Linked DNA regions of Homo sapiens: region 1 is linked to region 2. A link is an interaction called in ENCODE POLR2A ChIA-PET data of the cell type or tissue named here. Cell type or tissue: MCF 10A. All regions are shown on one strand. Each heading gives the region's core, and the rest is flanking DNA. Links, peaks and the distances in the headings are about the cores only. Region 1 overlaps RUBCNL (rubicon like autophagy enhancer). Region 2 has its middle 3.4 kb from the start of LINC01198.

What was found. Peaks named below come from ENCODE experiments on the same cell type or tissue, not always from the same donor. Only the 100,000 strongest peaks of a DNase experiment are listed, where the experiment ranks them.
Region 1: POLR2A ChIA-PET joins it to region 2 with 5 read pairs; 4 of 35 experiments call an interaction of 5 or more read pairs at or near these places.

The regions. Positions count from the first base shown.
Region 1 is chr13:46,347,202-46,351,599 of GRCh38, reverse strand. It overlaps RUBCNL (rubicon like autophagy enhancer), which reads left to right. Exons shown (of 15, transcript NM_025113.5): 11 at 1,249-1,487; 12 at 2,253-2,314. Among named protein-coding and RNA genes, the nearest start is that of RUBCNL, 38 kb to the left of the region's middle. In MCF 10A, for the core only: no CTCF peak of the experiment used is centred there; no DNase peak of the experiment used is centred there.
Region 2 is chr13:46,467,944-46,472,341 of GRCh38, reverse strand. No RefSeq gene overlaps it. Among named protein-coding and RNA genes, the nearest start is that of LINC01198, 3.4 kb to the right of the region's middle. In MCF 10A, for the core only: no CTCF peak of the experiment used is centred there; a DNase peak (open chromatin) is centred at 2,441.

The DNA.
Region 1 (4,398 bases), core at 181-4,180, 120 kb after region 2:
TTTAACCAATTGCCTTTTGATGGACATTTTGGCTGCCACCCCCATTATAAATGTGCTGTAATGAACACCTTTTTATATCACTATGTGTGCCTGTTAGCACTTCTGTCTGATGGAGTAACAGAAGCAGGATTACTGTTACACATGTGAGAATTGAAGTCTATCACAAAAATGTCTTCCTACAAATTAGTTCTATCAGTGCTAGACGTAAGTGCCCTCCTCTAGATACTGCACCAGTTCTGGGTCTTCTAAATTTATGACAGGCTGAGTCAAAACAGAGTATCTCACTTTTCTTTTCTTTCATTTCATTTCAATTTAATTTTATTATTTGTCATCAATTTGTGACAGGGTCTCGCTCTGTTGCCCAGGCTGGATGGAATGCAGTGACATGATGATGGCTCACTGTAGCCTCCACCTTCAAGCAATCCTCCTGCCTTAGCCTCCCAAGTAGCTAGGACCACAGGCACACACCACATTGCCTGGCTAATTTTTTTTTTTTTTCTGTGGAGATGGGGTCCCACTATGTTGCCCACGCTGGTCTTGAACTCCTGGGCTCAAGCAGTCCTCCCATCTTGGCCTCCCAAAGTGCTAGGATTACTGGTACAAGCCACTGTGCTCAGCCTCACTTTTAAAATATGCATTTTTTTGTTTCTGAGATTGTTTTTCTCTGTTAGTTATCTGCATTTCTTCTTTCCGTGAATTACCTATTCCCATCCTTTGTGCATTTTTGTATTTTTTTCTCATTGATTTATCAAGGTCTTTATGATGCTGCTTCCTAACATTGTATATATACTGCTTCACAATTTATAAAGCACTTTTCCTATGTGTAATAACACTCGATCCAGTTCTGAGTTGCATTTTGTGGTCTCAGAATAGTTAGCCTAACCTGCCTTCAGTCTTCCTGCTAGTGAGAGGAGTCTGGACTCCCACCCAGATTTCCAGATCCTAAAATGAATGTTCCTTTTGCTACACTGCAGTTTGCAATTTCCATCTTCCAAATCCAGGAGTATTTTGGGAAGGTTTTGTTTTTCTGACGTCTGTTCCACAAGAGCAGAGCTCATGAATGGCCATGATTTAATTCCCCAAGTCTCTGCTGGAGCCTTCCCAGCTGTCATGAGGTTGAGTATGGCTTTATCATCATGAAACAAGTCATCAGAGTCTTTGAATCTTGCGTAGGAATTGGAAGTCGGGGTATACCAGGATAGGTTTTCAGCACCAGGTGTGGCACTCACCCTCCGGTATGCTTGGCAGAGTTTGTGAAGCGGCTCCGGTACTGCGAATACCTAGGGAAGTATTTCTGTGACTGCTGCCACTCATATGCAGAGTCGTGCATCCCTGCCCGAATCCTGATGATGTGGGACTTCAAGAAGTACTACGTCAGCAATTTCTCCAAACAGCTGCTCGACAGCATATGGCACCAGCCCATTTTCAATTTGCTGAGCATCGGCCAAAGCCTGTATGCGAAAGCCAAGGAGCTGGACAGAGTGAAGGTGAGCCGCAGCCCCAACCCCATCCCTCTCATTGGAAGTGTCCTGTGGCAGGAAATGCACATCACACTAGCTTGGGGAACCCACAGATACATCCTCTAAGAGGCAAATGGATCATAAAGCGAGTGAAGCGGCTGGGCGCAGGGGCTCACACCTGTAATCCCAGCACTTTGAGAGGCCAAGGTGGGCGGATTGCCTGAGGTCAGGAGTTCGAGACTAGCCTGGCCAACATGGTGAAATCCCATCTCTACTAGAAATTAAAAAAAAAAAAATTAGTCAGGTATAGTAGCACACGCCTGTAATCCCAGCTACTCGAGAGGCTGAGGCAGGAGAATCGCTTGAACCCGGGAGGTGGAGGTTGCAGCAAGCCGAGATTGCACTACTGCACTCCAGCCTGGGTGACAGAGCAAGACCCTGTCTCAAAAAAAAAAAAAAAATTAGTGAAGCTTACACTTTGGAGCCCCTCTCCTGCACAGGCTCTTTCCAAGGCCCCACACTGAATCTTATACTTAGTATTATGTTTTTCTTGAAGAAGGCCCCAAAGTTCTGTAAGTTTTAGGTTCTACAAAACCTGGATCCATCCAGGGCACACTTTGTGGATCAGCAGACTCAGTTGTGAAGGCTTGCTGTATAGGCGGTTTGCTTTCAAGGTTTGTTTTATACAAGTGCAGCATTTCAAGCTTAGAAATAACATTTAAATTTGACTTGCACTTTTCCCGTGTCATTTATTACATTTAACTTTTCCCCGTGTTTGGTTTCTCCCATTAGGAAATTCAGGAGCAGCTCTTCCATATCAAGAAGCTGTTGAAGACCTGTAGGTTTGCTAACAGGTACTATTCTCAGCTGGGACAGGCTGCCTTCCCTCCATACATCTGCTAATCCTATTAGTGCCTCCTGCATCTGGCTCCCCCATTACACAGGGCTTCTTAGCACAGTGATGACCTCATGGCTTTCCTTGGGAAATCATGCCATCTCTTTGAATTACTAAGCCAATAGTGGGATGCATTAGTCTGTTCTCAAGTAGCTAATAAAGTCATACCAGAGATTGGGTAATTTATAAAGGAAAGAGGTTTAATTGACTCACAGTTTTGCATAGCTGGGGAGGCCTCACAATCATGGTAGAAAGTGAACAAGGAGCAAAAGCACGTCTTACATGGTGGCAGGCAAAGAGAGAGCATTTGCAGGGGAACTCTCCTTTATAAAGCCATCAGATCAGCCAGGCACGGTGGCTCACACCTGTAATCCCAGTACTTTGGGAGGCCGAGGTGGGTGGATCACGAGGTCAAGAGATCGAGACCATCCTGGCCAACATGGTGAAACTCTGTCTCTACTAAAATTACAAAAATTAGCTAGGCGTGGTGCTGCATGCCTGTAGTCCCAGCTACTTGGGAGGCTGAGGCAGGAGAATCGCTTGAACCTGGGAGGCAGAGGTTGCAGTGAATCAAGATCGCACCACTGAACTCCAGCCTAGAGACAGAACGAGATTCCGTCTCAAAAAAAAAAAAAAAATCAAATCTCGTGAGACTTATTCACTACCATGAGAACAACACAGGAAAGACGTGCCTCATGATTCAATTACCTCCCACCAGGCTCCTTCCATGACATGTGGGAATTATGGGAGCTACAGTTCAAGATGAGATTTGGGTGGGGACACAGCCTAACCGTATAATGGAGAATTTAACTCATTAAGAAGAATGGTTTAGTTGGAGGATGAACAACTCTAGCCAGTGACCTTTTTATTATTATTATTGTTATCATTAAATTGTGGTAAATACATATAAAATTTACCATCTTAACCATTTTTAGAATACACTTCAGTGGCATTAAAGTATTAACATCGTTATGCAATCATCACCACCATGCAGCCCCCAAACTCTTTTCATCTTGCAAAACTAAAACTCTGTATCATTTAACAACTCCCCATTCCCTCTTCCTCTTAGCCTAACTCCTGGCAGCCACTATTCTACTTTCTGTCTCCATGATTTTGCCCACACACATGCCTTATATAAGAGGAATCTTACAGTATTTGTCTTTTTGTGACTGGCTTGTTTGACTTAGCATAAAGTCCTCAAGGTTCATTCATGTTGTAGCATGTGTCAGAATTTCCTTCCTTCTTTTTTTTTGAGACGGAGTCTCCTTCTGTCGCCCAGGCTGGAGTGCAGTGGCGCGATCTCGGCTCACTGCAAGCTCCGCCTCCCGGGTTCACGCCAGTCTCCTGCCTCAGCCTCCCAAGTAGCTGGGACTACAGGCGCCCGCAACCACATCCGGCTAATTTTTTGTGTGTTTTTAGTAGAGACAGGGTTTCATCATGTTAGCCAGGATGGTCTCGATCTCCTGACCTCGTGATCTGCCCGCCTCGGCCTCCCAAAGTGCTGGGATTACAGGCATGAGCCACCGCGCCCAGCCAGAATTTCCTTCCTTCTTAAGTTTGAATAATATTTCATTGTATGTATATACTACATTTTTTTAATCCATCTATTCATCCATGGACACTAGGGTTGCTTCCCCTCCTTGGCTATTGTGAATAAAGTGGATATGACCATGAGTATACCAGGGGCCTTTTAAAACCCCTTATAGGGAGGCATGTCTAACCAAGTGGAACCATGGTCTTCAAAAATTGTACTTTTGGAAGTTTATCCTAAGGACATACCGATGGATATAGGTAGAGATTTAAAGTATAGTTTTTTTTGTTGTTTTTGGTTTTGTTTTAAGACAGAGTCTAGCTCTGTCACCCAGTTTGGCGTGCAGTGGTACAGTCTTGGCTCACTGCAGCCTCTGCCTCCCAGGTTCAAGCGATTCTCGTGCCTCACCCTCCCAAGTAGGTGGGATTACAGACATGTGCCATCACACCTGGCTAATTTTTGTTATTTTTAGTAGAGACAAGGTTTCACCATGTTGGCCAGGCTGGTCTTAA
Region 2 (4,398 bases), core at 162-4,161:
GGCCTGGTGTGGTGGCTCATGCCTATAATCCCAGCACTTTGGGAGGCTGAGGTGGGTGGATCACATGAGGCCAGGAGTTCGAGACCAGCCTGGCCAACATGGCAAAGCCCTGTCTCTACTAAAAACCCAAAAATTAGCCAGGCGTGGTGGTGCGTGCCTGTCATCCCAGCTACTCAGGAGGCTGAGGCAGGAGAATTGCTTGAACCCAGGAGGCGTAGGTTGCCGTGAGTGGATATTGTGCCATTGGACTCCAGCGTGGGCAACAAGAGTGAAACTCCATCTCAAAAAAAAACAAAAAAAAAATCTTTGGGCCGGGTGGGATGGCTCACATCTGTAATCCTAGCACACTGGGAGGCCAAGGTGAGCAGATCACTTGAGATCAGGAGTTCAAGACCAGCCTGGCCAACAAGGTGAAACCCTGTCTCTACTAAAAATACAAAAAATTAGCCAGACATGGTGGCAGGCGCCTGTAGTCCCAGCTACTCGGGAGGCTGAGGCAGGAGAATCGCTTGAACCTGGGATGCAGAGGTTGCAGTGAGCTGAGATTATGCCACTGCACTCCAGCCTGGGTGACAGAACGAGACTCCATCTTAAAATAAATAAATAAATAAATAAATAAATAAATAAATAAATAAATCTTTGTAGCTGTCTTATTTAGGAATAAAATGGGAGGCAGGTTTGCATGACACAGTTCCCAGCTTGGCTTTTTCCTTTGGCTTAGTGATGTTGGGGTTCCAAGATTTATTTTCCTTTCACAAAGCCAAATTTTAAAGGTCACGATAGAAATGGAGACTAAAGTTATTTGCTGTCATTCTTTATACATCTGACACTTCTAGTATCTAAACCATTAATGTATCCCTTGGTTTCCAACTATATAAATAGAACTTGGCCCACTCTTTTGTATAAAAAGTGAATCGTACCCCTGGCATATGTGGTGGAATGGTAATTTTATTAAGCAGTGAGTGTTGGTTAAATAAATTGTGGATCAGCCATATTATGGACTATTACACAGTCATTCAAAATCAGGTTTTTTGAAAGACATTTAGTGATTATAAAGCTGCTGATGCTATAATGTTGTTTCTAAAAGCTAGATATTTGATAAGATGATTTTTTTAATATGCGTATGTGTAACATATATACTGTGCATCCATATATGCAAAAAAGACTAAAAGAAAATATACCAAAATATTAATAATGGTTATAAGTTTTAGGATTATATATGATTTAGACATTTAGAATATTTTTCCATCCCAACTATTGTACAATGCACATATTATATTTAGTATAGAAAAAAAAATGTTGTTTAAGAATTGCTATCACTCCCAAAGTGTCTAATCTATTTTCTGGAACATTACCAAAAGATGAACATTAAATTAGACGTTGATAATGTCAGGAAGACAAATTTGATCATTTTGCAAACTATTTACTTTGGTTCCCTGGCCACATGCTACCCCAAATCTGCAGAGCTGTCCCTAAAACAAAAGACACAGATAACTGCTGGTGAAGCAGCTTGAAGTCGTTGTCTTTTTTTTTTTTTTTTTTTTTTGAGACAGAGTCTCACTTTGTTGCCCAGGCTGGATGGAGTGCAGTGGTGTGATCTCGGCTCACTGCAGTCTCCAACTCCAAGGTTCAAGCAATTCTCCTGCCTCAGCTTCCCAAGTAGTTGGGATCACAGGTGCCGCCACCACACCTGGCTAATTTTTGTATTTTTAGTAGAGACAGGGTTTCACCATGTTGGCCAGCCTGGTCTCGAACTCTGGGCCTCAGGTGATCTACCCACCTCAGCTTCCCAAAGTGCTGAGATTACAGGCATGAGCCACCACACCCGGCCTGAAGACCTTGTCTTTTCTTTTCTTTTTTTTTTTTTTTGAAACGGAGTCTCACTCTGTCACCCAGGCTGGAGTGCAGTGGCACGATCTCTGCTCACTGCAACCTCTGCTTCCCGGGTTCAAGTGATTCTCCTGCCTCAGCCTCATGAGTAGCTGGGATTACAGGCACCCGCCACCACGCCCAGCTAATTTTTTGTAATTTTAGTAGAGACGGGGTTTCACCACGTTAAGCAGGATGGTCTCGATCTCCTGACCTTGTGATCTGCCTGCCTCGGCCTCCCAAAGTGCTGGGATTACAGGCCCGGCCCAAGCCCTTGTCTTTTTTTTGTTTTGTTTTTAGCCTGGAGGGCAGTGGCGCGATCTCGGCTTACTGCAAGCTCTGCCTCCCAGGTTCACGCCATTCTCCTGCCTTAGCCTCCCGAGTAGCTGGGACTACAGGTGCCCGCCACTACGCCCAGCTAATTTTTTATATTGTTTTAGTAGAGATGGGGTTTCACTGTGTTAGTCAGGATGGTCTCGATCTCCTGACCTCGTGATCCGGCTGCCTCGGCCTCCCAGAATGCTGGGATTACAAGCGTGAGTCACCCACCGCGCCCGGCCCCAAGCCCTTGTCTTTTAATGGGTCAATTGCATCATCCTCACCTATGAATGACAGCACTGGAAATGGTGACTCCATGGGTAAATACATGGTTTTATTTTTCCTTTTCTTTTCTTTTTTTTGAGATGGTGTCTCTCTATGTTGCCTAGCCTGGTCTCGAACTCCTGGGCTCAAGTGATCCTCCTGCCTCAGCCTCCCAAAGTGCTAAGATTACTGGTGTGAGCCACCATGCCGGTCCAGCAATCCATGGTTCCATATAGGTGAATAGGAAGACTTTCTTTCTTATTATTTAGATATCTTTGAAAGATAATCAGTAGTTTAAAGCAAAATTAGCTCCATACTAAATATTCATACTAGCTATTTTAATTTTTATAATTATACTATTGAAGTGGATACTCTTATGCAGACTTTACAAATGAACAAACTGAAGTTTAGAGATTCTAAATATTCTAAATAAATAGGTCATATAGGCATATCATTATACTGTCTATTGCTCAATGCCCTTGACAGTGCACAGTTCCTTGGCTAAAAGTATGTGGAAGCAGGGAAAAATGAATCCAGCAATTACTATATTTAGCTGCTTTTACAAATGCCTCTTGGTTAAAAAAAAAAAAAAAAAGACATTCATTGGTAGACATTACCACATTGCCAAGTCACTCATAAATCTAAGTACGAAAGTCAGTAAAAAAGGATGATGTTATCTGATTCACTGAAAGGGAAATAAGCTGAGATCTGCTGCGTTAGGACAAAGGCCAGCTGGGCTTTATGAGAATTCAGATGGCAAGGAACAAGCTTTTTATGGCAATGACAGAGGGAGAAGGGAACAATATTATAAGGAAGAATCTTTGTGGTTCAAACAGATTATGTGGTTTATTATTTTCATTTAGATTAGGGAAAAAATCAGTGGGCACAGAATAAATAGCAACTGCCTCTTTCCCCCTCCCCAGCAAGCAGAATATTGATTTCCTCTTTGAGGAAAGGACACATTAAAAAGAATACTCTTGAGATGATAAATATGCTAATTAATGTGATCTAATCCCTATACATTATGTATATGGAAACACCACTATGTACCCCATGAATGTGTACAATTATTGTCAATTTAAAAATACAATTTTAAAAACACTCATTTTATTTTTTTAAATTAATTGTTCTTATTTTAAAAATTATTATTTTTTAGGGATGGGATCTCACTGCATTGCTCAGGCTGGTCTCAAACTCCTGGGCTCAAGCAATCTTCCTGCCTTAGCTTCCCAAAGTTCTGGGATTACAGGCATGAGCCACCACTCCCAGCCAAAAAAAAAAATACTCATTTAAAGCTGCACAAGTTTGATGGCACAAGTCTGTATAACTGGACCTGTGCCTTTATAAAACCTCAAACACTGCAAAGGTTCATGAAACAATGTATATCTATTCTTCTTATTCACTGTCATCAATGCTGACCAGGGAAAATTGCACAGGTGCACGTGTGTGTGTGTGTGTGTAGGGCTAGTGAAGCAGGCAACTACCAGAGATACATTATTAAAAAGCTAACATTTATTGGCCAGGCGCGGTGGCTTACGTCTGTAATCCCAGCACTCTCACGGGTGGTGCCTCCCCGGCAATGGGGGTCCCAAGATCCAGGGGGGGAAAAGGGGATGGCTCTCAGCCACCACAAAATGGGGGGCCTTTATGTTCAGGTTTTGCCCAAGAGTCAGCTTATTTGCTTCTTGTACTAGCAGGGCAGTTGCTGCCAAGGCCTCAAACAGGGGAGCCATCCTTCAGAAACCCTGTCTAGTTGTTCAGAGACGTAGGCCACCGGCCTCAGCCAGGGCCCCACAGTTTGGGTTAAAAGTCCAGCTGCCATCTTTTCTCTCTCTAACGCATACAATGGAAAAGGCTTTGTCAGATCGGGTAGCCCCAGGGCTGGGGCTGCCAGAAGTTTTTCCTTTAAGTCATGAAAGACTTGCTGTTCTTGGATCCCCATTCCAA